7 separate regions of the Homo sapiens genome follow, and regions 1, 2, 3, 4, 5 and 7 are each linked to region 6. A link is a loop called in an ENCODE intact Hi-C map of the cell type or tissue named here. Cell type or tissue: mammary epithelial cell. All regions are shown on one strand. Region 1 has its middle 4.7 kb from the start of LINC02425. Region 2 has its middle 32 kb from the start of MSRB3-AS1. Region 3 overlaps HMGA2 (high mobility group AT-hook 2). Region 4 has its middle 82 kb from the start of HMGA2. Region 5 has its middle 14 kb from the start of MSRB3-AS1. Region 6 holds the start of LINC02454 (long intergenic non-protein coding RNA 2454). Region 7 has its middle 59 kb from the start of HMGA2.

Evidence for each region. Peaks named below come from ENCODE experiments on the same cell type or tissue, not always from the same donor. Only the 100,000 strongest peaks of a DNase experiment are listed, where the experiment ranks them.
Region 1: a loop joins it to region 6, with 9 times the contacts of the local background. A loop is called at or near these places in 7 of 110 quality-filtered maps.
Region 2: a loop joins it to region 6, with 11 times the contacts of the local background. A loop is called at or near these places in 20 of 110 quality-filtered maps.
Region 3: a loop joins it to region 6, with 23 times the contacts of the local background. A loop is called at or near these places in 12 of 110 quality-filtered maps.
Region 4: a loop joins it to region 6, with 5 times the contacts of the local background. A loop is called at or near these places in 5 of 110 quality-filtered maps.
Region 5: it touches region 6 in a loop (4-fold over the local background); 9 of 110 quality-filtered maps call a loop at or near these places.
Region 7: a loop joins it to region 6, with 8 times the contacts of the local background. A loop is called at or near these places in 2 of 110 quality-filtered maps.

Annotation. Positions count from the first base shown.
Region 1 is chr12:66,033,756-66,037,755 of GRCh38, reverse strand. It overlaps the pseudogene RPL21P18. Among named protein-coding and RNA genes, the nearest start is that of LINC02425, 4.7 kb to the right of the region's middle. In mammary epithelial cell, a CTCF peak has its summit at 2,267; DNase peaks (open chromatin) are centred at 1,155 and 2,255; H3K27ac peaks cover 1,158 bases.
Region 2 is chr12:65,671,936-65,675,935 of GRCh38, reverse strand. No RefSeq gene overlaps it. Among named protein-coding and RNA genes, the nearest start is that of MSRB3-AS1, 32 kb to the right of the region's middle. In mammary epithelial cell, a CTCF peak has its summit at 1,964 (motif pointing right); no DNase peak of the experiment used is centred here; H3K27ac peaks cover 2,416 bases.
Region 3 is chr12:65,876,728-65,880,727 of GRCh38, reverse strand. All of the region lies in intron 3 of HMGA2 (high mobility group AT-hook 2), which reads right to left. The region is part of intron 1 of HMGA2-AS1 (HMGA2 antisense RNA 1); the gene reads left to right. Among named protein-coding and RNA genes, the nearest start is that of HMGA2-AS1, 3.6 kb to the left of the region's middle. In mammary epithelial cell, a CTCF peak has its summit at 2,008 (motif pointing right); a DNase peak (open chromatin) is centred at 667.
Region 4 is chr12:65,740,123-65,744,122 of GRCh38, reverse strand. No RefSeq gene overlaps it. Among named protein-coding and RNA genes, the nearest start is that of HMGA2, 82 kb to the left of the region's middle. RefSeq lists enhancers at 1,610-2,110, 2,111-2,611 and a silencer at 2,561-2,610. In mammary epithelial cell, a CTCF peak has its summit at 1,833; a DNase peak (open chromatin) is centred at 2,612; H3K4me3 peaks cover 1,413 bases; H3K27ac peaks cover 1,185 bases.
Region 5 is chr12:65,654,713-65,658,712 of GRCh38, reverse strand. No RefSeq gene overlaps it. Among named protein-coding and RNA genes, the nearest start is that of MSRB3-AS1, 14 kb to the right of the region's middle. RefSeq lists an enhancer at 1,088-2,287. In mammary epithelial cell, no CTCF peak of the experiment used is centred here; a DNase peak (open chromatin) is centred at 1,632; H3K27ac peaks cover 3,628 bases.
Region 6 is chr12:65,600,550-65,604,549 of GRCh38, reverse strand. All of the region lies in intron 1 of MSRB3-AS1 (MSRB3 antisense RNA 1), which reads left to right. LINC02454 (long intergenic non-protein coding RNA 2454) reads right to left here and starts at 1,681. Exons shown (of 3, transcript NR_146529.1): 1 at 1,569-1,681. In mammary epithelial cell, a CTCF peak has its summit at 1,881 (motif pointing left); DNase peaks (open chromatin) are centred at 449, 829 and 1,789; H3K4me3 peaks cover 1,587 bases; H3K27ac peaks cover 3,134 bases.
Region 7 is chr12:65,763,531-65,767,530 of GRCh38, reverse strand. It overlaps the pseudogene RPSAP52. Among named protein-coding and RNA genes, the nearest start is that of HMGA2, 59 kb to the left of the region's middle. RefSeq lists a silencer at 1,828-2,122. In mammary epithelial cell, no CTCF peak of the experiment used is centred here; DNase peaks (open chromatin) are centred at 1,920 and 2,300; H3K27ac peaks cover 2,805 bases.

The DNA of each region.
Region 1 (4,000 bases), 430 kb before region 6:
ACAGTCCTTACAGGTCTTTTTTTTTTTTTTTTAAACACCTATTATGCCATGAATTCATAGGGAATAGTTTCCAGCAGCTCAGGCTCCTTCCCATTGGTTCTCACAAAGTGTGCTTCTCTGGGTGGAGCAGACTGGGGCTTCAGTCGAACCCAGGTACCTTTCTCTTTGTCTTCTTTCTTTTTCTGATCATTTTCCTTCTCGCGTTTCAGGAAGCCATCTCGGCTTTTAGAGTGCTTAATGTGCTCAATATGCACGTTAATTCTCTTGACAAGAATCTTGCCCTTAACTTGTTTGTTTACAACAATGCCAACAGCATGCTGGGTAACTGTAGACTCTTCCAGTTTTGCCATGGTGACACTTGTGGGGCATTCCTTTTTGAAAAGTACCCATTCTCTTACATCTACAATATCACCTTTCTTATAGATTCGCATATATGTGGCCAAAGGAACAACTCCATGTTTTCTAAAAGGCCTAGAGAACATATATTGGGTGCCTGTCTTCTTTCCCTTTGTATTCGTCATTTTGGTGAATTACTGGAAGATGGTGGTTCCGGCCGAAAGGGGGATCTTTCTTTTTATTCCTTCCCAGGCTTACTTTTCTTCCCACTTCCTCCACCTACTCCTATCCCTCCACCCTGGACTTCACTTCATTCTGCGCACCTCGTCTCACCATTAAAAAATCAAATCGACAGATCAATGTTTTGGAAGCTGCCCCAATGCTCAAATGAGTAAAAATAAAATATTGATGGCGATCAACATATTGAATTCTTTATTATGTCCCAGGTAAATGACATCATGTCACTTAATGCTCACAATAATCTGATACAAGAGTACTTAAAACAATCTCCATTTCACAGATAAAAACACTGAAGCTCAAGGTTTCACAGCTCATAGGTTCTGAAATCGGACTTTGTGTTCTTACTTTCTACATCCTTGCTCCTCAAAGTATTGTCAACTGAAAGTTTACTAGAAAGGTAGTATCTCAGGCCTCACCCCAGACAACTGAGTCAGAACCTGCATTTCAGCAAGATCTCCAGGTTATTCATGGGCACATTCAAGTTTGAGAAGTCCTGTTCCACACTGCACCACCTCTTTCTGGGTGTGCCTCCTGATAGTGCCCATCCACCACTTGCCTGGAAGCCCCAACACACTTCCCAGTGTGCCCAACTTTCTCTCAAGAGTGATTTATGCAGCAAGCCTTTGCTGGTGGAATTCCATTGTGTTGACTTAAACACTCACCCCGAGATCCCTCCCTTCTTCCTACTCTCAATCCATCATCATGTCTCATTTTCTATTTTTGGACACAGCTCAGGGACATGAAGAGGGAGGGCCGGGCTTGCGGCACTGGAGGGTTGCCTGACCAATAATTTCTCCTAGTGGCTGCTTCTGGCCCCGTGTGGGCCATAGAACAGTGCTATGGGTGGGAAAGCAGGAGAAGCTTCATAGGAAATACCCGTCAAGCAAAACCTTTGGCAGAACTGAAGCCATGGAAGTTGTTATGGGTACAGAGGTCCATGGATGCTGGCAACTTTATTAAAGCTTATTTTCACACTGATATCACTCACAAGCAAAAGTCTGACCACTACATGCACTTTCGAATGAGTCCAAAAGTCTGTGGAACTGAGTTATTATAAAAATGGGTTCTCAAAATACTGTATAAAGTCAAAGTTGTTGGATAGTCAATGAAAAATAATTTTTTCAGTTAAAATAGCTCATACGCATTGGCTTTGAAATGGCAGAGGTGACAAAGGATGGTCTTATGATGTCATTCCAAGGCCCATGATGATAATAAACTATTTACTTATTTTTTCTTCTTTTCAAGAGGTACGGTGTCTCCAAGCTCTCTCCTTGCCATTTCTCTCTTTAGAAACCTTTTGTATTCATCACCCGGCTTTGGTGGGGGTCTAAGTTAAGCAGAAAAGGCTGCTGTAGAGAGATGAGAGGAATTCTTTTCTCCTGAGACATGGCCAGTTGGGGCAGAATGCTGGTGCAGAGACCAAGCTTTCTGCCAACAGAATAGAGCGTGGAACTGTAACATACTCTTTAATGTTGTTGTAACTTTATTTTCCACTTTAAAGTAATAGAAATTCTTCCTAGAAATAATGCTGTTTAGTAAAGACAGCATGGCATAGCTGACTAAAGCCATATCTTTGAGCACTTGCCAACCTTTGTAGTAAAGGGACATTTTTCATGAGCCTCCTGCATTCACAACATCAGGAAATGATGGAAATGTCTTTATCATAGAATCAAAGTGCTCAAAGGGGGCGCTGTAAGATCATTCATTTTACATATTTTGTTCTTCAAAGACAGGCAGACATCCTAATTTTTTACAGAGATGAGAGGCAGTGAGGTATAATGAAAAGAATAAGGCTTTAGGCTGATGCCAATCTTGAAATGCATCTTAATTCTATTATTTATTAACAAGACTTTGGGGGAATTGTTCAACTTTTCTGATTTTTAATATTCTTATATTTAAAAATAAGAAAAAGGACACTTTTGTCTTTTGATCCTGAAAACATGCCTGCAAGTTGATTGTAAGATAGTGAAACAATGGATTTAATATAAAAGGGGCAAGGGATCCTGTTTTGATATAAGTCTTGCTTTTTAGACACAATAGTTGAATGATTAGAATTCTAGCATCTCCCACACATTCTCTAATTTTATTTTTCTTTGTAACCGAATGTGTAGTCAACATGCTTAAGTGAGCGCCTGGCTGAGGTTAGAGACATCACTTTTAATATGTCTAATAATTATTATTCTTTTCTGTATTATATTAAGTTCATGATACTCCTGTTACTAGTATTTAAACCTTTATTATTCTATTTTCATAATTTTTAATAGAAAAATTATGACAAATTACAGTAAAATATTCAAATAATTGCACCAATATTAATCTTTGTTTGGATCACTGAATTCATAGAAGTTATTTCATAAGGGTAGTTATTGTTAATTACTGTTGTTACAAACAAATTCCAAATTTCACTGATTTAGTTTAATTTTTTTTCTCATAAAAAGTCCAGTCCAGTGGACTTTGGGAGGCTGAGGCAGGAGGATCACTTGAGTCCAGGAGTTCAAGGCCAGCCTGGACAACATAGCAAGACCCTGTCTCTACAAAAAATTAAAACATTTCCCAGCCATGGTGGCACACACCTGTAGTCCCTGCTACTTGAGGCTGAGGTGGGAGGATCACTTGAGGCCAGGAGGTAGAGGCTGCAGTGAACCATGACCATGCCACTGTACTCCAGCCTGGGCAGCAGAGGAAGACCCTGTCTCTAATCTATAGATTAGATAGATAGATAGAGAGATAGAGAGATGATAGATAGATAGATAGATAGATAGATAGATAGATAGATAGATAGAGAGATAGAGAGAGAGAGAGATAGATAATGAGAGAGAGAGAGTCCACTGGGGCTGATCTTGCTTGGGCAGCTCTTCTTTAAGTTGCCAGACTCAGGTGTCCTGGCATCTTCCCTCAGAGACTCTGTTATCCATCAGAGCCTCCCTGGGAGGCCTGTGCTGGGTCTGCTTTATTCAGCAGCCAATGAGCAAAGAGAGGGATTCTCACATCCCCTCCCCATCCCCTTCCTCCTCTTCCCTCTCCCTCCCCCTCCCCGTATCCTCCTCCTCCTCCTCCTTCTTCTTCTTCTTCTTCCTTTTGAGACAGGGTCTGACTCTGTCACCCAAGCTAGAGTGCAATGGCACAATCAGGGCTCACTGCAGCCTCCATCTCCTGTACTCAAGAAATCCTCCCACCTCAGCCTCCCCAGTAGCTGGGACTGCAAGTGCATGCCACCATGCCTGGCTAATTTTTGTATTTTTTGTAAAGATGGGGTTTTGTCACATTGCCCAGGCTGGTCTTGAACTCCTGGGCTCAAAGGATCCGCTCACCTCAGCCTCCCAAAGTGCTGGGATTACAGGTGTGAGCCACCATGCCGGCCTCTCATGGGTCTTTTTAAGGGCCAGGGCTAGAAGTACACACTTGACACTTTCTTACACTTCAT
Region 2 (4,000 bases), 71 kb before region 6:
AAACACCAACAGAAACCGACTGGAATGGAGTAAAAGAGGCATTAGTGTCATGTCTACAAATGCCTAAACAATGATAACTTTTTTAGAAAAAAGGAGTAAAAGGAAAGATCTGCTAATATATGGTACAGCATAGACAAACTGACTTATTTATTTGTACATTTTTTCTTATTGAACAGTTTTGTGGTTTTCTTATAGAAACCCAATGAATGGTCAGGAATGACTTTTCCACTTTTCCATTGTAAGATCACTGGTCACTGGCTCTGCTTCCTCAGTTTTTAATTTAATGAACTTGGCACAATTCAAAAACAGTTAATAGTTCATCCTTAGATTTGTGCAGTTTCTCAAATGGCAATGACCTTTTGCTATGGTCAGTTTCTCATTTTCTTTCTGCCCATCCCCCAAAGGAAAAGGTTTTGTAGAGGCATTACACAGAACAGCTGCTTGGAACATGCATAGGCCAGTTTACATTAGGCTGTTTTTTCTTGAGAAAGTCATAGTTTAAACAAATGGTTGTGTCTATTTTAATCATTTTTGCCCTCTTTTGAAGTGTTTTTTCAAACAGAAGTTTTTTTTTAGAATAGAGTTTTGCATTATAAATTAGTCTGCTCTGTCATGTCCCTTTTAAACACAGCTGTTACTACAATGTAAACAGAGTTTTTAAAATGTAGATAAACAGTTACAAGAGGAAGAGTTTCAAGTGTTTTTAACACATGGTCAGTTTTTGCTTACTTGAATTCTGTGGTTTGAAAGTTGAATTCGAAATACACTTTTGATTTCACAGATGTCAAGCTATTCAATACAGCTGTTCATGGATGCCCAATTTTAATTTCACAGCTGGCACAGTTTTGACAATATCACATTTTTGAAGTCATATCAGTAGTAAACCTAGGATGAATATGGAAATTCTACAATGGTACACTACAATACTCCTTTGAGGCATAAATGTTGAATGTAAAAACTATCTAGTAGGCCTAAGCTAAATTATAAAACAGTTTTTCATGGTCATCCACCATATTTGCTATGAAATACACAGCAAATTTCAGTATCTTCATAGAAGGTACAGTTATAATCCCAAGAAGAGAAACAAGAGAATACTAATTCTTTAGTGTAATAATCTTATATTTTAAGAATTTATGCCAAAGTACCCACCTTAAAAAGTTAAAAATTACACATTATTTGGATGTAAAGCTTTTGACTGATCTAAGTTTGTTGTTTTGACAAAATTCAAACAAATGAACTTAAATATAGCATCTGTGTCATTTTCCATCAGCATAAAATGCAAGCACTAGACATAAGTACACAAGAATCACAAGCATTTGGAACTGGCAGAGTATTAAAACTAGAGCATTTCAATGTTTTTTGGGGGAAATGTAACAATATATTTGAAATGTATACTTCCATGATCTATCTAAAAATCTACTATCAAAAATATTATAATGGATGATTAAAGGTATCACTGTTTAAATTATTATCCAGAAATTCCCAAGTCGTTGTTTACCTGTGACTTCTATTACTTGAGTAATAAATTTTGGGACCACATAATTTTAGATAATTATTTAGCAAATGTTCTTTTAGCAAATGCCACATAAAGTAAAAATGAATGTAAAATTAAATTCTATCTAAAAAACAGTTTAGTTAGAAAATACCATCACTGAAATGTCCAAGAAAAACATACACAATTTCTATCCATATTGTTCCCAAACCACCAGGCCTGAGTTATGGATCTTAAGGAGGAAGCCATCTTACCAAACCTAATTACTCTGTGTTTGGCTTGGATAAATGGTTAACTGATTATTTAGTTATATCACACAACCCAACATGACCTCATTTTCAATAAAAACATATGATTTGATCCAGAGCTTTCCACAGTACTTCATAATTAGACACCTTATCCATCAGGCTGCAAGAAAACCCTGGTAAAGAGTAAAACAAGAATTTTCATGTGTTAAGTTATACACCAGAGGGAGTCCCATGAATATAATACAAACATACTGACATTGCCAAGGAAAAGTCAATTAAAAATTATATGCACTCTAAGAGTTACAAAGCTCAAAATGTGTTGTGTAATTCAGGCTGAATAGCCCTTGAGTATAAGCATTCATGAAAATTAGGCTTTATTTATTAATGTTTTTATCTCTAGGAGTTCCTAAGAACTTTCCTAAGTGAATTTTAGAACTGATGTTAAAAGTATAAACCACATTTTCTTCATCAGAATTTCAGATATGTTTGTAGGTATGAACACACATACTATATACTTATAAGTAATGCCATATTTAGAATCTTTAAATTTTTCCTAAAACATGATCATATATCTGATCTTTTAATGTACATAAATACTCTTTCAAGCTAAATTGAGTTAACTCCCTTAAATAAAAAATAATCTGAATTTCTTCCAAAAACTCACCTCTTATATTTATTCAGTGTGATGGCTGTCCCTCATACCTCTCTGAGTCATGTACATAAAGCCTGTACATGAAACCAGGATAATTTGCTTCTGTTTCTGCCAATTTTTTTCCCTTGGATTTCTCTTTCTTGTTGAGCCTTTACTGTACAATTGACATGGAGAATCTTGCCAAATACAAGTAACAGTAACTCTATAGGCTTCCATGGTTACAGTCCCCAAAGAGCTTTGAATAACACTTGAAAATTTAAGACCAAGGAAACCATTAATATCTTTGTAGGCTCTTCATTTACTTATTTATGTTTTTAAAAACAAGTTTCACTGGGTTTTATTTCACTTATTACTTCAACCCATTGATATAATTAGTATTAAACATGTCAAGTGTTATTTTATTAACATAATGCAAAAGGAATCTTCCAACCTATAAGCCATTTTTTTAATCTGTTAAGGGGAAAGAATTAGTGAAACCTTGGTAAAGAGTAAAACAAGAATTTTTCAAGTGCTTGAAAATTTTAGACAAGGTGTTAAATTGCCGCTGAAAATATAGAACCTCCTGGGCTGACAACTACTATTCTTTTGGAGATGCTAACTTACTGGTGGGCTTCCCTGTTTCTTTTAAATATTCTTAATGTGATACTGGAAGGGGCTGTCCCAAGGTCAGACATTGAAATGTAAAGTTGTGAGGTGATGACTGAAGTGGGAATATTATGAAATCTTCACCCTATATTATTTTAGTATAGCACAGCCTTAGGCAAATATAATCACTTCCACCAGATACTAATTCCTATTTTTGTGAAGAAAGTCCAGGATAACTCAAGGAAGGAGAACCTCTAGGGAATGCAATCTGGAAAGTGTTCTTTCCCCTGCCACTTCCCTGCATTCCTGACCAGCTCTCTCTTGCCCCAGTCTCCGCCCTAAATGGCCCCATTGTCCTTTCACTTACGCAGGTTAGCTGCCTCCAGTAGCTTTGCCCAACATCACCTAGGGACCTTCCTATTCCTTCCTCCAATTCTTTTCATCCCCCACTCCCCACAATCAATGTATTTTCTGGAGATTGGTCGGGTTGCCCTATCTTCTTGAAGGAAAACATCGGATTCCTGCCCACTCCTACCCTCCATGGAACTTTGTGGCATGGTACAAATTCCATGGTAGTGATGGCATTCTGGCCAAAGGATGAAATAATTTACACTTTCATGAAATAAAATCCAAATGTCCCTGGCATACAACCTCAGCTCAGAATGTTTATCTGCCCCATCCACCACATCATCTCCACCAGGCAGCTAAATAATTAAAATGATAATTTTCTTTTTTTATTTTATTTTTATTTTATTTTTTGAGATGGAGTCTTACTCTGTTGTCCAGGCTGGAGTGCAGTGGCGCGATCTTGGCTCACTGCAACCTCTGCCTCCCGAGTTCAAGCGTTCAAGCAATTCTCATCCTTCAGCCTCCCTGAGTAGCTGGGATTACAGGCACCCGCCACCACACCCAGCTAATTTTTGTATTTTTAGTAGAGACAGGGCTTCGCCATGTTGGCAGTGGCTTTAAGTGACAGGAAAAAAAAATCTAATTCAATCTTGCTTAAGCAACAAGAGAAATTTA
Region 3 (4,000 bases), 280 kb before region 6:
CCAGTGAAAATTCTTAAACATTAAATAAGCATTTACCGGGAGATATCGATGAGGTCTTAACTGTACATTGTCTGATTCTGAGGCAAAACATACAAATACAAACACTGAACTAGTACTTCTAACTCATCCTTCCATGCTACCTGCTGTGTGACCTTAAGCAAGTCATTTATCTTCCCTAAGTATACATTTTGTTATCTTTAATATACAGGGACTGTGTTTGAGGTCTCTAATTTCCCATATAGCTCTAAAATGAAATATTTGTTTAATGAAAGAATCTATTAACATTGTCAACAGCAGTTTTTATTTTAATCTTTAAATACAAAGGGCAACACGTGTTTCATGGCACAAAAATCCTTCATTGCCATAACCTCTGAGAGAAATATTTTTGCAAAGTTTTCTTGCTCTTCTTGGGAAAAAACAATCATGCCATTAGGTTCTGTGAGTGAGGAGATGCCAGTGATACAGGATGAGGGATAGAGGTTTTATTTATTTGCTTTGACCTGAAATGCTTTCAAAGTGCTAGGATTTTCCCCGTGAAAAATGCTTTGCTTCTAATATTATCTCCAGTGATCAAGAGTTAGTGTCAAAGGTTTGTGAATGGATTTCAGAATGTGCAAGTGGCACCTCCCATCGTTAGCTGTCTACATTTTTTTATAACCACTTGCATACTTTTGGTCAACCACTGTAAAATAAACAGTCCTTCTCAAATGTTTTTGTTTTCTTTGACAGCACAGCAATAATTCACTTGGAATGCTGCAGAATAGAATAGCACTTTAATGCTGTTGTAAGGATGGCTTTTATGATTTCTATTCATCGAGTTGTTTTTAAGTTAAAAGATACCAGACTGAAAAGAACATAAATCCCTGTGGAGATATGTTATGCTTAGATCTTTGCACCCTGTTCCCACCCAAGGATATATACATAGAATATATGTATAAACACACATCCACATATGCATAAATATATGTGTACATATACGCTCAATATAGACATTTAACACAACATTCACCTAAAGTGTTTACTGTTTTTGTTTTTGTACTTTTGTTTTAAATTTGAGAAGTATAGCATCTAGATTATAGTAGAGTTTTGTGTTCATGCAAATGAAGATGTAAATTAATGTTTATTCCTACCTAGAAAAGTTTCAGGAAAAAAATGTCATAACACACTTTTGCTTACTTGGTACATACTCTTGTTCTCTTTTTTCTGGCCATGCACTTACTAAATATGAAGTTTAGAAGAAAAAAACTTTATATATAGTTTGTTTCAAATTTGATATATTTTAGTTAAAAGTGCTTTATTGCCAGGCATGGTGGCTCACACCTGTAATCCCAGCACTTTGCGGGGGCCAAGGTGGGTGGATTGCTTGAGCCCAGGAATTCGAGACCAGCCTGGGCAACATGGCGAAGCCCCATCACTACCAAAAAAAAAAAAAAAATAGCTGGTATGGTGGCACATGCCTGTAGTCCCAGCTACTTGGGAGGCTGAGAAGGGAGGACCACCAGAGCCTGGGAAATCAAGGCAGCAGTGAGCCGTGATCATGCCACTGCACTCCCGCCTGGGCGACAGAGCTAGACACTGTCTCAAAAATAAAAAAAAGTCTTTATTTTTTTTCTTTCAGGGGAATGGTTGATTACTGTCTCAGATGTACATACCAGAATTAAGTTTATACCTATGTGTCAAAAATGGAAGGATGAAAATTGACTTGAGAAACTGCACAGTTTCTGTGCAACATTATATAGGATATCTTTACAAAGGACAACATTCGAAGCAAGAAATTGGAGCTTAGGCAGTATTACACTTTCTATCTTACCTATACTACTCTCTGAGAAACCCATTTCTAGCCTGTACAGCATAGCTTGTAAACTGTGATCTTCGACTAGTATGAATAAGTCTTGTGTTGAGTTTAATTTCAGAGGCCGGGAGTTTATCAGCTGAGCCATCTCACCTGCATTCCTTGCAAGTCATTAGAGCCTTAGATGCCTGGCTTGGCTTTGGGCTTCTCCAGCAGAGAGCAGTGAAACACTGTCAATAAACCTAATTCTGGAAACCAGAGTAGATTCCAAGTTGGGAAAAAAGCAAAGGCAGAACTAGCAGGCTCATCAGAGTTATAAAGAAACTGGGGAAACTGGGCTTGTAGATTTTTTAAAACAGATATGTGTTGAAACTTTGATGTCAATATTAATGGCAATACACATATTTAGATATTTAAATGTTATTCAAAATATCACTTCATAGCAAGGTAGATGACCCAAAAGAAAAAGTGTGCGCTTTCCAAAATTTGCTTCTTATTTTAATCCTGCAATTGCTATACAGTTACACGTTTATTAGCTTTACTATTACACATGTATTAGGTCATTTCCATTTGCATTCAGTGTTAGAACAATGTCAGCTCTTCAATCCCAATCTCTGGCTACCTAGCTTGGCAGTTCTTCAAGCATCCCTTGTTTACAGGGACCACTTGGAAAGTCAAGTATGTTATAACAAGTTTATGCATCCTCATTCTACAAGAAACGTTGTTGCAGAGAACCATTTTAAGAAGCTTAAAAACAGTTTTCTATGGCTCCAGTTCAAAATGGGGTTCATAGTGGGGATGTGTGAATGGCGCTTCCAGGTAAAATGATTTATTATTACATTACACATGAACTTGTTAACAGTATAACACAAAAGTGTGAACACTCCCCAGGACACCTCACCCTTGGCTGGGGTGCAAGTAGGTTCTTCTCCTTTCAATCAACAGTAGCATGATGACAGAGAATATTAGTGAATGCAGTATGTTCATGCTTGGCTGCTCTTAAAGAAAAAATTTTCACAAAAGGAAATATGAGCGTTTACAATCCCATGATATGGAACATAGGATCTGACCTGTTTACTTCTCTTGGATGACAAATAATTTAATCTATTAATTTTTTTTTTGAAGCAAAGACAAAAGGGAAGAGGCCTAAAAAAAAAACCAGGCAGGTCATCCATTGCTCCATTGACGTGGGAGATAATACCCTATGTATAACCAGTGACTTGAAGAGTTCTCATTCTGAAACTTTTTTGCTCTCTTCAAAGCACTGGGCTCAAATGCTAGCCTCTGTGTGCAGGCTGCCAAAATACTAAGTGAAGCATGGGGCACTACACATTAAAGGGGAAAGGTCAGCATGGCACCATGCCCAAAATGCATGCTGTACAGCGGGATGAACTTTGGAGAGACCAGCTCACATCAAGTCACCGTGTGTTTTACATTCTCCCAGTGACCGGGGTCATTTTACCTCCCATTGGAATCTCCTCTCAGCCATTATGTCTCCCAGTTCTCAAAGGAAAACCTCTCTCCTTGACCCCTCCTAAGGCCTCTCTGCACAGTACCATTCTAGCAAAAAGGAACAGCTCCAAGCCAGGAAACTACTTCCACAGGGCAAATAAAGCTTCTGCCAGAACTCCTAAAGGCAAAGCTTCCCTGCTGCTGCAGCAGCCAGCAGACGCAGGGCTGCATTGCTTGGGAAAGTGCAGCCTGCCGCTCCACGTCAACATTCCACCCCCTTAGCTTTTCCCAAGGTCTCAGTGAGAAAACCTTTCTTTTTTCTTTCTTCATTTTTGTTTTTGTTCTTATCAGTTCAAACAAGAACAATGAATTCCTCAAGCCCAAGCAAGAATGTGACAAGGTGTCAACAAAGCCAACCAGGAAGGTGATGTATGGCCCATAAATCACTTCACAAACCAGGGCTGCAAAGAAAGCACCCAGCAACCCAGAGCCCCGAGTGTGAGTTTTTTCTACTCCTAAACCTTCACACCCCCCACATCCACCCTCCTCCAGCACCTCACTGACTGCTCACCTGTCACTCCTCCACTGACCAATTGGCCTACTCATGGGGTAAGACAAGTTCTGTTCCTTCTGTGGCAAATACTGGGCATCTATGGTAGAGCACCACATAATATAATGTGCTTTAGGGACATGTGTTGCTATGGGGTATGGTTTCCGGAGGCTGTCTGGAAAGCTCTACTCAAAACCTTAATTTGA
Region 4 (4,000 bases), 140 kb before region 6:
AGAATAAACTGTTACAACCACTTGGAAGAATAGTTTGGTGATTGATATCTAGTAAAGATGAAAGTATGTAACCCTACAACCCAGCAATTTCATTTCTAGGGACAAAAGTAAGAGAAAACACTTTCATCTGCAAACAAGGGGACCACCACCACAAAGATGTCACTACATTATTTTTAGTAGAAAAAAAAAAAAAAGGCCTACTAAATGTCCCTATGGGAGAATGAATAAATACATTCTGGTATATTCATTCAATGGTATATCCCTACACGTCTCAAAATGGATGTGTCTCAAAAATGTATTGTTGGATGAAAACATTTGTCTACATTGTAGATGATCTACAGAAGGATATTAATGCTCATTGATGTCCCGCCACGGGTTACTCTGGAGGCACTTTACTGAATCCTCCATACTGCCACCAATTTTTCTAAACAGTTAATATGGTTATGCTAACTCCTTCCTTTCCTTTAAATGGGATAAAAGCTGGCTAACAGATAAAAATCTTAAGTTGCCAATTTCTAGATTTGAACAATCTGTGTCCAGTCTAGCCTTGTGTTCATAGCTCAAGACACGACAGAAAAAGTAATAAGGACAATTTAAAGTTAGAGACTTACATTAAGAGAAGCTAGCATTGTTAGCCAGGAAAACACTATGAACTTGAGATGATGTTTAATATTGGTTTTAGGGCTTCTGTGTTCTCAGATATGCAGATCTGTCTGGTTTAGCTTTGAGATTTAAATCTAACCTCTTTCTTTCAAAGGATCTGAAATGATTCTGGGATTCCTTCTTGCATCCTCCGTTTCTTTTTCTCCTTCTGTTTTCCTTCCTTCTTGGAAAGCTTTACATAACATTTTTAAGTATGATAAAGTGTTTGGAAAGCTCCATGCAAAAAGCTGGTTCATTTGAATTCAACATAATTGATTGCACAGCTACAATTTATTTGCCATGCCCTATGCTAGAATCTGCGGCCTGCGAACTAACACACCCCTATGCTCAAAAAATTCATAGTCTAGTTGAATATAGATAAATATCATTCAGTGACTATGCCCCACATCAGTGCCAAAATAGAATACTTAAACCTTCTTTAACTCTTCTAAGCAAAAGAACCTTCATAAAGTTAAGGATTATAAATAGCTGTAAAGGAATCACTCGGTTACGGCGACCACCCAGGTGGTGCCAGAAGTTGGAAGTAGCCCTCCTCCCTCAGCCCGCCATCAGTGCAGCTCAGAACGAATTGGCTTTGCAGGAACGCTGAGAGAAAAGGAAAAGCCGGCCAAATCTTCCAGGCAGAAGTAGTTCTGATCCGAGGATTAGAGCCTGTCAATTAGGGGTGTCCGAATGGGAAGGAGGAAAGGAGGCGAAGGAAATATGGCTTAAGCTCCAGGGGAGACTCATTTTCTTTAGGAGAGAGGGTCAGGCACCAGGACTAGCGCGTTCCCATTCTCCTCCGAAAGGAGTCCATCCTTATCCGGATTTCCCTTGCCATGAAAATGAGGCCCCCCTCCCGCCGGCGCGTGCTCGCTGGGCTGGTAGAAGCTCCCGGGTGGCCCGCGCGTGGCCCGGCCGCGGCGGGGGTGGCCCCGCGGTCAGCTCTGGAGTCCGCCGCCGCCGCACTAAGGACGGAGCCGGCCCCAGACGCGCCCTGGCCCGGCCTCCCCCCGCCGGGGAGCGCCCCCGGCCCACATCCAGGCTGCGTCGGGGTTTGGCAGGCCCGGCCGGAGGAGGCGCCTTTGAAGTCTCGGCTGGCCGACCGGGAGGGAGATGGATGACCGGGCAGGGGCAGGGACGCTGGGGCCCCGCCTGGTTCCCACGATCAGGCCAGCGCAAGGGGCCACCGTGCGGCGCGGGCGGGCTCCGGGGCAGAAGGGGACGAGCGTGCGCCGGCGCGACCGAGGGAGAACTGGCGGCCGCTCAACACGAAACTGGAGTGGGTGTGAGACAGGAGATGGTGGGAGTCAGAGAACAGTGTGTGTGCGACAGGGGGTGTGACAGAAGACGCAGTGTGAGTGTGAGGGGGCCGGGATGCGTGCGTGCGCCCTGCGTTAAGTGCGCGGGGGTAAAGAAGACACGGGCTGCGCGTGGGGTGGGGGTGTTGGCGGGGCGCGCGCCACAGCGACGTGGAGAGGTCTAAGCCCGGGCCGTCTGCGTGGGGTGCTGGGGTCTCTAACCCCGAGCGTGGGCGAGGGGTGGGGGCTGCTCGCCGGAACCAGCCGGGAGCACCTAACGCCCAGTCCCGCGCAGCGCCCGTCCCGGCAGCTCCGGCGGGTCTGTGGAAGGAGACTCGCGGCGGGAAGGAGATACAACTTAACTTTAGAGCGCGGCGAGAGCTATTAACTTGTCACGGGCATCCGCTCATTCTTTATTTAAAAAAAAGTCACGAGCCCAGAAACCCCCCCAAAGGAGGGAGCGCGCGGGGAGCTGCAGCCACCCCCACAGCGCTAGGGAGATTGGGGTGTGCGCCCCCGCCGCCCGGCCCCGCCCCGCCCCTGCCCTCCCCTCCCCTCCTCTCCTCTCCACTCCTCTCCCCTCCCCTCCCCTCCTCTCCTCTCCTCTCCTCTCTCCGCAGTTCCCCGCACCGCCTGGCCACGCCCCGCCGCCCGGCCACGCCCCCCCAGACTGCATGGCGTCGGCCCGTGAGCCAATGGGAAGCTCCCGGGCTCCGGCCGCCGCGGCAGGTCGCGGCAGGAAGCGGTGGGCTAGCGGTGGCCCCCAGCAAGATCGATCACCTTTCCCCCTCCGCAGCTGGGCCAGAGACCCCGAGGGGAACCGGGCCATGTTCTTCTCGCCCTGCCCTGGGCTTGGAGAAGGCTAAGGCCGGTGGTCCCGGACACCCAGGAGGTTTGCTTCTTAGCCTCTTCTCCAGACTTGCAGACACGGATAATAACTCGCCCGGTTTGAGGCCCAGAGAGAGGCTCATTAACTAGAGATTATACAATAAAGGCTCTCCTGGAGAGGAAGGTCGCCTTCCCCCTTCACCCCAAATTATTTCCGATGGGGTCATTGCATACATCTACAGGCCACATCTGTTCAAAAGGACCTATTAAAATATTTGTTGACCTAGAAGTGAGAGAAGGGAGAGGACTGGGAATGTTGGGGCTCCGGGCGCGGGCGGTGGGGCAGCCGGATGTGGTGAGCGCTGGCGCTTAAAATGCGCCCAGTGGGAGGATATGAAGGGGATGTTAAAAGTCACGCAGGTCGCCTCCTCCCCCATATTGTGTTTGAATGTTCTCCATGTTCAAGGTGGAACCTCAGGCTGCAAGGTGTTTGCTACTCTTAAACTGAGTGGTGAAGAGCCAAGATTTGAAATGGAGGAGATATTTCACAGAACGATTTTGAACTGCAGAAAGAAAAAGGTGGAGCCAGTGGTGGAAGTACAGAAAACAGATGATAAAGGATAGTTGCAAAAATGTCATCAGCATTCTTCAAACCCAACAGGCATTTCTAGAGACCTCTGCTCTCTCTTCTCTGAGTCAAAACTCAAATCTGGGCCCTTAGAGAGCTGCAAGTAAAGGTGCTTGGTTTGTGCTATGGTGAAGCCCCACAGGCTGCAAGGTTTGCTGCCTTGTTGGTGGAGGGCAGGCCCCCTCTTTTAGGTCTTTTTTTCTTTTAATTTCAAATTTGAGCTGGAAGACGGTTTATATATCCTCTTTCTTCTCACTCACCTACATCTACGTTCTGAAAATGGGAACATCGGCTACACAACAGAAGCTGCCTTGCTCCTCTTGATGAGGCGCAGTGTTTACTTGTCACTATTTTATTTTATTGGCAACTTAAAACCTCTGCCCTTGAAGGCAGTTGCTCATCCTGGAGTTTCTTTCAGAACATCTTTTTCTTTCTTTCTTTTTTTTTTTTTTTGAGACGCAGTCTCGCTGTGTCACCCAGGCCGGAGTGCAGTGGTGCGATCTCGGCTCACTGCAAGCTCCGCCTCCCAGGTTCACGCCATTCTCCTGCCTCAGCCTTCCAAGTAGCTGGGACTACAGGCGCCCACCACCACGCCCGGCTA
Region 5 (4,000 bases), 54 kb before region 6:
TCAAATTGCATTTGATTGGATCTTGGATCAGAAAAAGAAGCTGCAAAAGACATTTTATATTGTATTGTTCTTTCAAGTTTTCTGTATGCTCGAAAAGCTTCAAATAACAGGTTGGCGGGGGTGTTGCATCATTCTGGCTGCTGTGTAGAGAATAGACTGCAAGGGCCAGGGAGCAGCAGGTAGACAGGTTAGGAGCCTATTATACTAATCCAGGAGTAAGATGGTGGTAGCTTTGATTAGAGTGGTAGTGGTGGAGGTGGGAAGAAGGGATCTGATTCTTTGTAGATTTTAAAGTTAAAACCAAGGGCATGTGCTGATGGACTGAATGTGAAATATATATATATAAATGTATATGTGTGTATATATGTATATATGTGTGTATATATGTATATACGTATATATACACATATATATATACATATATATACACATATATATACACACACACACATAGGAGTCACCATTACATCAAAGTTTCAGATGTAAGCAATTGAAAGTGGAGTTGCTACTAACAAAAATGGAGAAGACTGAAGGTAAGCCAAGTTTCAGGGAAGGTCTCCCATTCAGATTGGGTTATAGTATGTTGAATAGCTCTGCTAAACATCCAAATAGAGGTGTTGCATAGACTGTTGAATATTCAAGTCTAGAGTTCAGAGATGCCTGGGCTGGAGATATAAATTTGAGTGTCATCCTGAAATTGGTTGTGATTGCAAGGAAGTGTGTGTTTCCAGAGAAAAGAGGAGAACCAAGGATTCTGCCTTTGGGGTGGTGATGGGGGTTGGGCTCCAACATTAAGAGTCTGATTGCCAGGACTCTAAACCACAGTCCAGGATTCATTGCCAGGTCCTATTAGTTCTAGCTCTATGCCCACTGATCTTGCTTTCATTCTGGCTGTACCCCATCTGCCTCTTGGATGACGATGATAGGCTCCTAACTGGTCTGCCTTCCACATCTTACTTTGCCCTCATCTAATTTCTCCTCAACTCTGGTGCAAAAGGTCTCATTTCACCCCTCTGTGGAAACAATTCAGGGCTCCTCCTGGATCTCAGGATAAAGCCCAAACTCTGTAGCTTGGCACACAGGTTCTTTAAGATCTAGCTCTTGACTGCTCTTTCCAATCTTATCCCTTATACTCTCCCTACAAATTCCCATAATCTGAACTTCAGTCACACTGGGCTATCTAAATAAGTACCACTATCTCCATAAGTGGAATACAAGGTAGACATCCTGTAAGTATTTGTTGAATAAATAAATAAATAAATAAATGTTCACTTTTAGAATGCTGAAATTGAGGTCAGTGGCATGTCTTTAATCTGGAAAAAACAAACCCATATGTTTATTGTATCCCTACTTAGACCAAAAAAGGGGCACTGTAGGTCTCTAAAAATAGGAGTTGCAAACTAGTCTAGACCAGTTTAATTATAATTCTGCAAAAAGCTGGGAAGAGGTGACTTCAGAAATGTACATTTCAAAGCACTGGTTACATGTTTCCGGTGTTACTCGCTCCATATTAAAACTCTGAGCAGCTGGGTGCCACATTACTGAATTTTAAAAGCTGCACTTCGGTGATCCATAGCAAAAGAGCCTATGAGTCAGGTGATGATCCATTCATCAGTCATAGGAAACATGAGGCACTGAAAATTTAATACAAAACCCCAAACCCACAAAAACTATCCACAGTTTCCTAACACAGGGGATGTGACTCATATCTCAGCAGGGGTACACATACCTTATTATAGTCACAAAAGAAAATGTTTCTCAAACAAAATTTTCCCCCCAACATCATTTGCACAGGGCAGTAATTTGGTGAAAATCTTTTGAAACTTACAAAGTAATTTATTTCTTTGTGGTTGGCCCATATTGCTATGCTTGGTTCTTACCACAATGACTCTTAATTTAGGGAACAAAATGATGGCAATTAATCCTTTAACTATATTCAGCTGAATCCAGAGTCAAATTGAGAAGGGATGGAAAGAAAAAGCCCTTGGTTGACCTAACCTCTGGACCTCCCAGAAAGTGCTCCCACACTCTAGGGATGCCCCCACCAATACCCAGAGAGAAGAGGTCCTGAGCCGGCCATCCCAGTCTCAAGTGGATTCCCATTAATGCACTGCTTTTCTTGATGATAGATAGGGAGGAGGAGAAAAGGAAGGGGTGTTGCTAATAGAGAGACATCACAAAATACATGTTTAGTACTAATCTGAATGTATAGGAGAGAACTTTTTCTTAAATACATCTTTAAAGTTGCGGTGCAGATTTGATGATTTTGTTCATAAAGGACAAGAGAAATAAATGAGTGAGTAGCATAGAGACCTCACTTACATGTCCACTCAGTTATTCAGCAATAATTAATTACATGTCTATTATGTGCCAGAGATTTCATAACAAATGGACTAGAACATGAGCCATGCCCTAGAGAAATCTCCTATCTAGTGTACATGAGACAGCCCTATAATCAAGAAATTATAGTGATATGATAGAATATTCATGCAGGAGCCTTACAAAAACATACAGTGTAAAAGTATCTAACTCTGCCCAAAGGTTAGGAGGGTCCAATCTGTAGGCAATTTTTGTAAGTTGAGTCTTGCAGCATAAATCTTGAGTTGTCTTAGAATACAAAACAGAGAAAGGAATTCGAGGCAGGGAGAACAATATATGCAAAAGTCGGGAGATAAAATGGCATAAATTGAATTCCACATACCAGATTCAGGGGTTTCAGAATATATTTGATACTGACTTCTTTTGACTGAACATTCTTTGAAGGTGTTTTGAGGCTGAGGTTATGAAAACAAACCTTCAAATGGGAACAGTAACATTAATGCATTTTTGTAAAAAAATGTTTTCTGAAGCAATTTTTCTTAAATCTTGATTGGTTTCTTGAACAGTTTAACAATTTCCAGTTTTTCCTTTTAAAATTTTATTTAAATTTTCATTGGGATCAATTCTTTCTTCTCTGGGTAAACATTTACAAAATTTGATTCATCAGTCAGTTTTCTGATCCTAATGATTCACAGATTGCAGTTTTTGCTAGTAAGAGTTGTGTGAGGGGAAAGTGGGAACAATTATTTCAATAAATTCAATATCCCAGGGACAAATTTTATAATTCTAAGTCTTACGGAGTATCACTTTAACTGTTGTTGATTTTAATTTGTGGTATTTCTTTTAATAATATTCATTAAAATTGAGTAAAAGATAGATAGCCATTTTTTAGTTAATCAGCCAGTCAGACTGAGAGAAGTTCTCTTGAATAGTCCGGAATTGCACTGTTATATTTTTCTTCTAGTTTTTTGATAAGCCTGTGTTCACTAACTGTCTTTGCTACTGCAATAGCAAATGATAAATGTTGTAAACAAAATGTCCTGCTTCAGATAGAGCCCATCCACGATGAGTCACATCCCTGCTTCTACCTATCAGATTAACCCCACAGACCAACTACAAAACACCAGTGTGCTTTTTGGAAATGCTAGGATCTCCCAGAACGTAGTCACTCAATTAAACAGCGTATACTGCTAGCAAAAGGATTCTTTAAGACCATATCAGTGACGATTTAGTCTTGAACTCGGCATTTCATTCTTCCTTGGTTCTCTGGATTCCATCCGTAAGCTCCAGGTGCCATTTGAATCAGTACCTTTCTGTGTTGAATGTATCTGTGTCAAGTTCAATTCTTCCTTATCATCTGCTTTGTTCAGGCTGTTTTCGTTGATTGATTTCTTAGGCCTCAACGTTTCCAGCTGTACTACTTTTCTGTACAATTTATGCTCCTCGGAAGTTATACAGAATTTATGATTTTTAAAACCTGAGATATATCTGCTTTTTATTTTCTCATCATTTCAACAATTATCACCTTTGTATATGATTAAATCTTCATAAACAGGGTCTTCTAACATCAAGCACCCTGATTAGTTATTTAGTCATTTCAAAAGGTTTTTAGTCAAGTATCCTTCTTTAATATGTATTGGTAACTCCTAAAACAGAGATTCAACATGTTAGGATTTTTGTA
Region 6 (4,000 bases):
TTGGAAAATATTTTGGATGCTTTTCAAAGGCATACACTACATGTGGAATTAACTGAAATTGGTTTCTTTAATTATTTCTTTCTTACCCACACAATAATGATGGGTTCCTACTTACAGGGTGATGTGACATTTATATGCCTAGAAGTTTCCTTTCCTTTTGACCATTTTTTAAAAGATGCAATATTTTTCCTTCAACATTAGAAGTTGGGTCCCCTGTAAGGCCTTATACAAGAGAATGAGAGTTGAAGAAATACATTTATGGTGGATAGGCTGTTTGAAACTCATTTTAGCTAAAACAGAAAAACTGCAGCTTGTGGAGTGGCAAGGGCCCAGAATTGGCCAGAAGTCATGAATTTTGGCTCTAACTCCTGAATTGAGTGGCTTTGAGCAAGTCACTTACCTCAGAGCCTCATTATTTTTATCTACACAATCAGGGGTTTGGCATCTATGACTTGAAATTCCTTTCCAGCACTATGTTTTGTTTCTGTGGTTGGTAACAATGTAAGAATTTTGGGGGACGCATTCTTCCAAACTCTTGTTTTTCCACTCACATCATTTCAGTAGAGAGCTGACTGCCAATATCACAATAACTTTTTTTTCGATTCATATCAACTTTAAAATGTGTTTTTAAAAATGGCAAGTTAGGTGTCTGTGAATAACAACTGATATTTTCCAGAATTTTTCCTTCCTTCCTTCCTTCCTTCTTTCCCTTCCTCCTTCCCTCCCTTCCTCCCTCCCTCCCTCCCTTCCTTCTTTGAAAGCCTTTTAAGAGGTGAACACAACAGTTTTGGCTTGGGACACAGCTCTGCGGGTCAGGATCTAACAAAGGGAAATCCCCGATGTGCTGGAACCTTACAGCTCCAGGAACCGGCTGTTTATGAAAGCTGAAGTACCGCTAGAGTGAGCAAAGAAGCCACTTGTGATTCCAGCCAATTGTCCCCAGTCCAGACCATTCAGAGGAAAGAGTTCTGCCGGTCTTCTGCATCCAGTTGCCAAAACCCAGGAGGTGCAGCACCTGCTTAGGAAAGCCATAGTGCATGGGGAAATGACCGCTGAGGGGGCCACACTTTCCCTTTTGCATTGGCAAAACTGTTGCTTTCTTACCTTTTAATACTCTTTCTCCGGATTTTGAGAATCCGACTATTTAAAGATTGCTTTCATACATTTAGTTTCTGCCCCACCCCACTACAGCCCCCTTAGGTTTCTTAACTTTTAAGACTTATGATAAATGAGGGTGGGACTGGGTGGGGAATGGGGTAGATGGGAGGGCTGGGAGGACTGGGAGAGTTGGAGTGGGGGATGGAAGATAAGGGTAGGGTGGAGCAGGAAGGGAAGGGTGGAGACGAAGGAATGAAAAAATGAATAACCCAGTGAAGCAAATGAATGGAGCAGCAGCCAAATAAGCAAACAAAACAAACATTTATTGACCGTCTGTCACTTGCTAGGTGTTGTGATAGACAGCAGGCAAATAGCTATGAGCCATGCAGCCAGGTCCTTGCCTTGTGAAATTTACAGTCCAAAGTGGGCGGATATCAAACAAATAATTAAGCAAATACTTTAATACTTACAACTGTGACACAATTGCCATGAAGAAATATAAGGGGCCCTCGCCCTAGTCCAGGAGGTGAGGAGGACGATGTTCAAGCTGGATTATTTCCATGCCATTTTCCAAATTGAAATCTCAAAGTAAATTATATTGCAATATGATGTATGTTTTTTCCAAGTGAAACCCAAGCACACATCCTGCTCTGCCCCACCCTCCGCCCCCACACGGGAAGCTCTCGGGATCAGCCTGGGTGTTCTGTGGTTCTGACGCCATCCTGAGAGCTCCACTGCCACACTCCTTCCCCTGCCTCCTAAATTCGATGTGGAGCGCCACCTAGAGTTTGGCTGACACATTCCCATAACCATAGGGTACAAGGATACTTTGAAATCTAGGATATTTGCTAAGTTTTGAAAATTGAATAAATAAATAATCCATTGGAAAAAATGAATAGCGAGTGAATGAGCAAAGCAGCAGGCAAATATACAAACAGGACAAACACTTTCATTCACTGTCATTGTCATCCAGCGTGAATTCAAAAGACTCCAAGTTTTCTAAAAAGAATGGCTTTCTCTAGGAGCTTTCCAAGATTTGTTTTGCAAAGCTGCCAAGGAGAATACTAGACAATGAATCGGAAGTAGCAAGTCTCACGGTGATATCCAAAGTGTTTTTCATCCAAACCTCAGAGCAAGAAGGTTCCAGGAAGATGCCTAAGTCAAATTAAGATGTTAAGTCAAATTTACCTCGTTCTAATAACTACCCAATAATTTATTGAACAGTCTATATTACTGAAATACCTATGGCATTAAGATAGAACCAACTGTTGTGATTTATGGAGTAGGCTAACATTGCAGCTGTTAAGGAAATGAAAAAATGTATGGGATCTGTCATTTTTAAATCACCTTTAAACAAGATATCCAGCTCTGTAACCACATTCCAATTAGTCTTACAAGAAAAGCCAAGCACAGTTACATTTCAAAAATGTTATCGCATATATAAAGAAGGAACTTATCTTTCTCTCTTACATTAGCCCTACTTTTCTCTACCAAAAACTTGCCCCAGAGAAAAACATATTCAGGTAAAGAAAAGTCATATCCATCCCCTCCATTCATTAATTTCATTTAACCAACATTTGTCGATCACCTCCGGTGGTACTACAGAGATGTTGGGATATCCTGCTTCATGATCTAGTTGGAGTAGATAGCAGATGCCAAGAAAGTGGACATGACAAAACTATGCTATTTCTAAATGCTATCTAGAAATAAGGAGAAGCACAAGGTGTCAAGGGCACTGCTGAGAGGCTCCTGACCAATTTGGAGCAGTCGGACAAGGCGTCTCCTGGATTACAGTGCTGTGTCTTCAAGTATCAACTTCCCGGAAGGCTAAGTTAAACAAAAGAAACTTACAAACCCAGAATGGTGAAGATATCACTTCTACTGAAAACTTTTCCATCTGAGATACAGTGATCTGGGCCAAAAGAACATAATGAAAATGAATAATTCTGAAATATAAGATCCAGGAGTATTGAAACGATTTTGATCTTGTCTGTCCTGTAGTGCTATCACTCTCCATATTGTCCAGCATATAATAGGTATTCAATAAAGATTTGTTGAAAGCTGGACAAATGCTGAACAGAAACCCCAATATGCATAGTAAAAAAACAAATCAGTCGATGTATATTTCAGTCATCTGTAGTTTAGTGACAGATGGTTTATCCACATGTTTTCTGAAAAGCCTTCAATGGTTATTTTATACTCCACCAAATTTCAGTGCTTCTGCCTATTTTTAAGTTGCCTACCTCAACCCAGTTCCTTTCTGTGTCTCCAAATGTGTTTCCTCCTACTCTTCAACATGAACTGCCTTTGCCATTCATGTTGGTTTGTTTATGGTCCCACCAACACTATGTGCATTCCTATTTGCAAAAATCCACTGTTTTGATTTCCCTCACCTAGCTGCATCCTCCTCTCCTCTTCTCCTCCATCCTTTCTCCAGATCTATGGAAATTCTCCCCATTCTTCAAGAACCATCTTGAGCTCACATTGCTTTCTCTGACTAATCCATTCTCTCTCAAATTCATATAAACTCTACAGTTTATGCCATATTAATGAACCTTCATTACATAACCCTCTTACATCATTCATTTTTATGTATGTTAGTCTTATTTTATTAACTAAACCCTAAACTCCTAAAAGGTTATGGTTCATGCCTTATTCTTCATCTATATCAAATACCCACTTGGCTGGCAAAGAGATTCTGAAATGAGGCAGTGGTGGAAGATAAGAGTGGAAGAAAAACTGGGTCTAAATCATGGAAAACCTTGAATGCTGTATCAAAAGATTGTCATTAGCCTTAAGGCAGAAATAAGATTGTGTTCCTCCACCATGTCAGTCAGAAGAAAGGAAAGCCTTTCCAAGAAACGTCCTTCTCCATAGTTACTTCACCATTATTGGTCAAGTA
Region 7 (4,000 bases), 160 kb before region 6:
ACAGTCGCTGCCAGGAGAGTCAAAGGGAATGTTGATTGTATTTATTTTACTATCTGTGTACTTCCTGAAAGAAGGGCAGTTTGATAAAATACAGTGAAGCTGCTCTGTTTGGGGCACTTATTTGCAAGTCTGCATTAGCTAATTCCCTCCAGACTTTTGGATTCATGTCATCTGGACCCACTGTTTTGTGTATGTTCAGATTTTTCAAGTATTCCTTTACCTGCATTGACAGAGCATGTATTTGACAGAATAATATTAAAAAATATAAGATGGCAAGCAGATGGTCAGTCTTGACTGGAAAGAGATCTTGTTGAAAATGGTTTGTGAATGCAGACCATGTTTTTGTTTACAGGAATGTCCTTTTAAATATTTAGTTTGATCAGCAATGGAGGTCTTGAAAGAAAGAGCTCAATGCCTGCAAGAATATGTTAGTTGATATCCTCTACCTGAAATAATGGCTTCCTTAAAAAAAGTAAAAAAGTAAAGAAGTTTTTTATACTTCTTGCTGCCAGATGTCTGTATTGCTACCAAAATCATGGAGGTGAAAAAACCTTTTCCTGATCTCCATGCCTGATGCAGCTCTGTTTTTTCAAAGAAGAAAGGCATGGAGTTCAATCTAGTGAAAACAAGAGGAGGAAAAAGAAAAATAAAATGGAAAGACAAAGACTCATACCAAGCAGAATTTCCAAGGACCTCAAGTTTAGTTTCTTTGTGTTGGGAAAACAGGTTGGAGAGAAATCTGGGCTCTGCACTGATACTTGAAATAAGAACACTAAGAACTGTTCTTTAAATAAGAACAGTTTCTTATTTGAAGAATAGAAAGACCAATTTAAAACTCTGGGCACATTGCACAAGTTGCAAAGAGAAACTTGGTAGAATAATACTAGAGTTTTTTTCTACAAAGACTAATTTTTTTTTTCCGTGGATGCCAGTGTCCTGATAACAGAAAAGAATATAGATCAGTATTTTGGCAGTGACCCCTAGTACCTTTCATTATTCACACAGTCAATTCTAGTACCCTCTTGCCATTAATCTCTGGCTGTCACCACTGAAAACACAAGTGGAGAGGAGTTTGTCCAATGCCATTAGAATGTCAGACCCAATACCCTGCTTTCCAGTCCTTGAATCCCCATTCCAATTGCTAAGACATAGGGATAGGGTGATATCAACAGAGCAAGCCTGGAAATTGCTTATATCTATTAGCCACTATATGATGCCGAATATTTTGAAAAGGTTGAATATTTTGGGAGAGTGGACCTTCTATCTTTAAGATGCACATACACTTAACCTTCTTTGTCTCATACCAGGATACAAACCCATGTACAAAAGCACCTACCAGCCTCCAATAGCCCTATGCCATTTTGTGTCTTCAGACATCTTTCTTCTATTTCTTACAGCCTATGGTATTTTCACTCATTTTTCTACACTTACTCTTCTTCTCTCTCCCTTTCTTTTATACACAGCCAAGTTCTTTCTTTTACATTCTAGGCCATACCTCTGTTAGGAGTTATGGCTAAGCCATTTTAGTGGTTAAAATGAAATCTTGTTTTTAATGTTATCACATTGAAATGTTCAATAACTAATTCTCCAAAAAGACATCTTAAAAGATTGTTTTCCTTTACATGGAATAAAACAATTTATCATTATAAAGCTATGGGGGCTGGGAAATATGGCAGCAGCTTCATATACCTGCTTCCAGATAAGGCTGGTTTTGGCATCCGGATAAGTGGGTGTCTAATGGAGAAGGAAGATTATTTCATAAGAGATAGACCAGTGTGAAGAAAATTAGTCAAGTAGTAAGTGATTGACTACCGATTCATTAAAAAACCAATTTGCCAACAAAACAATTTTCAACATTATTGACTCACCAAGAACTTGTTGCTTTGTAGTTCTTGGCACAACCACTTGAAAAATTCCAAGCTTAAAACCATTGAGTATCTTCACACTCCCATTTATATCAGTTCATGACTCACAGTCACAGGCATACAAGCCTCTCCTTATCCATGTATAAAAATATTCCTAGTCCATACTTGTAATGCAACTCCTTTCTCTCCCTGTCAAGAAAGAAAATCTGTAAATTGTAGGAGGCAGGAAAAGCGAGAGATTGGTTTCACTTCACTAAACTATTTAAAATTCACTATACTATTTAAAAAATTCATTGAGATGGATGATATGCCTGATATCTGAATTTTTTTAAACCCAAGAAATTGTCTTCCTCCAAAGTAAGCTATATATTGAGCAGCCTTACTGAAACACACATTCCTGTTACTTTATTACTTGTCAGAACAAAATTATGAATCATTAAATGGGCAAATGAGTCATAGGGCCAATTCATCTATTGACAAATTGCTATCACCTGAAATCAACTTTGATGAATTCATCTAGAACCATTTTAAAGATTGTCTTTTAAGCAATTCTGGAATGTATGCATTTTTTCTCTCCAGAATTTTTAAGTTCATTCTTTTTTTTTTTTTTTGAGACGGAGTTTTGCTGTGTCCCCAGGCTGAAGTGCAGTGGCCAATCTCTGCTCACTGCAAGCTCCGCCTCCCGGGTTCATGCCATTCTCCTGCTTAGCCTCCCGAGTAGCTGGGACTACAGGCGCCCGCCACCATGCTCGGCTAATTTTTTTGTATTTTTAGTAGAGACGAGGTTTCACCGTGTTAGCCAGGATGGTCTCGATCTCCTGACCTCGTGATCTGCCCGCCTTGGCCTCCCAAAGTGCTGGGATTACAGGCGTGAGCCACCACGCCCAGCTCCCCCTTTTTTTTTTTATCAGTAGACATGCCAATGAGCTGATTTAAACAGTGAAGTTATTCATCAATAAATACTTATTAGGTACCTAAGATAAAATATTTTGTTAGACACTTACAGGTGAAGAAAAGAAAGGAAATACTAATGAAATAGGTGATGAAAATTCTTCTCTTTGCTGACTCAGAAGACAAAATATTCATATACTGGCTGACTTGAGAACAATTACAAAACATTCTATCAACAAGTTCACAATGGTGCCACACAGTGTGATGTGCCGACAGCTCCGACCTCCTGCTGGGTCATGCCCATAATCCATTCCCAATGTCTACACATGAAACTCATCCTTTTTCCTCAAGCATGATGTCTTTTTTTCCTTCCAAGATAAAACTTCTTTCCCATTTTCAAATCATAAGATATTCTTCTCCCCAGGCAAATCATTTTAAACCATACAGGTATTTTTACAGTTTTTGTTGTTTGACTCACATATGTCTGTTTTGATTTTAAATTCAATAGGAAAAAAATCTGAATGTAGTATATTTCCTAACATAGAAAATACTTAAAAAATACTAAGTTAATATTTTTAAAAATATATTTATGTATATACATGTGTAGATGATGATTTTAAGCAATACATCAGGGATCAGATGTCTTTAAACATCTACTTTTGAAATCCTTCTGGTATTCAGAGAAAGCTTGGCCCAAGTTAAAAGACCAGGTGACTAACCAGTCAGCCAAATAAGATCTACAGAGAATACAGGAGGCTTAAAAAAAAAAAAAAAAAGAAAAAAAAAGCCTGTCGTTTCAAAAGATGAGTTTTCTAATTTAAATGCAGCCAAAGTTCCCAAGGATGCAAAAAGAAATCCAGCCGGTGTCAGATCCCAAGGTTTTGGGCCTCTGACATTATACATAATTTTTCAGACATGCACCTTAATTACTAGGAAATACTTTAAAAAATAACCAAAACATTACAACAGGTCCTGAGGCATGGGAAGAGAGTCCAAGAACTGAGCAGCACAGTTCTCCAGGGTAGTGACCACATTTCCTCTATTGTTTCATATAGCAGTGTGCATAAGGTTGATGGGCAACAAATAAATTAATAAAACATTCATGACTGGAGGGAGTTTTCATAGAAGACACAAAAAATATTTTACAAATACTGACAAGCAAAATGGTACAATTATGTAGTTCGATTCCTTTCAAATACTCGTTGATGTCAGTATAACCAGACATGGCCCACTTCCACGTATTC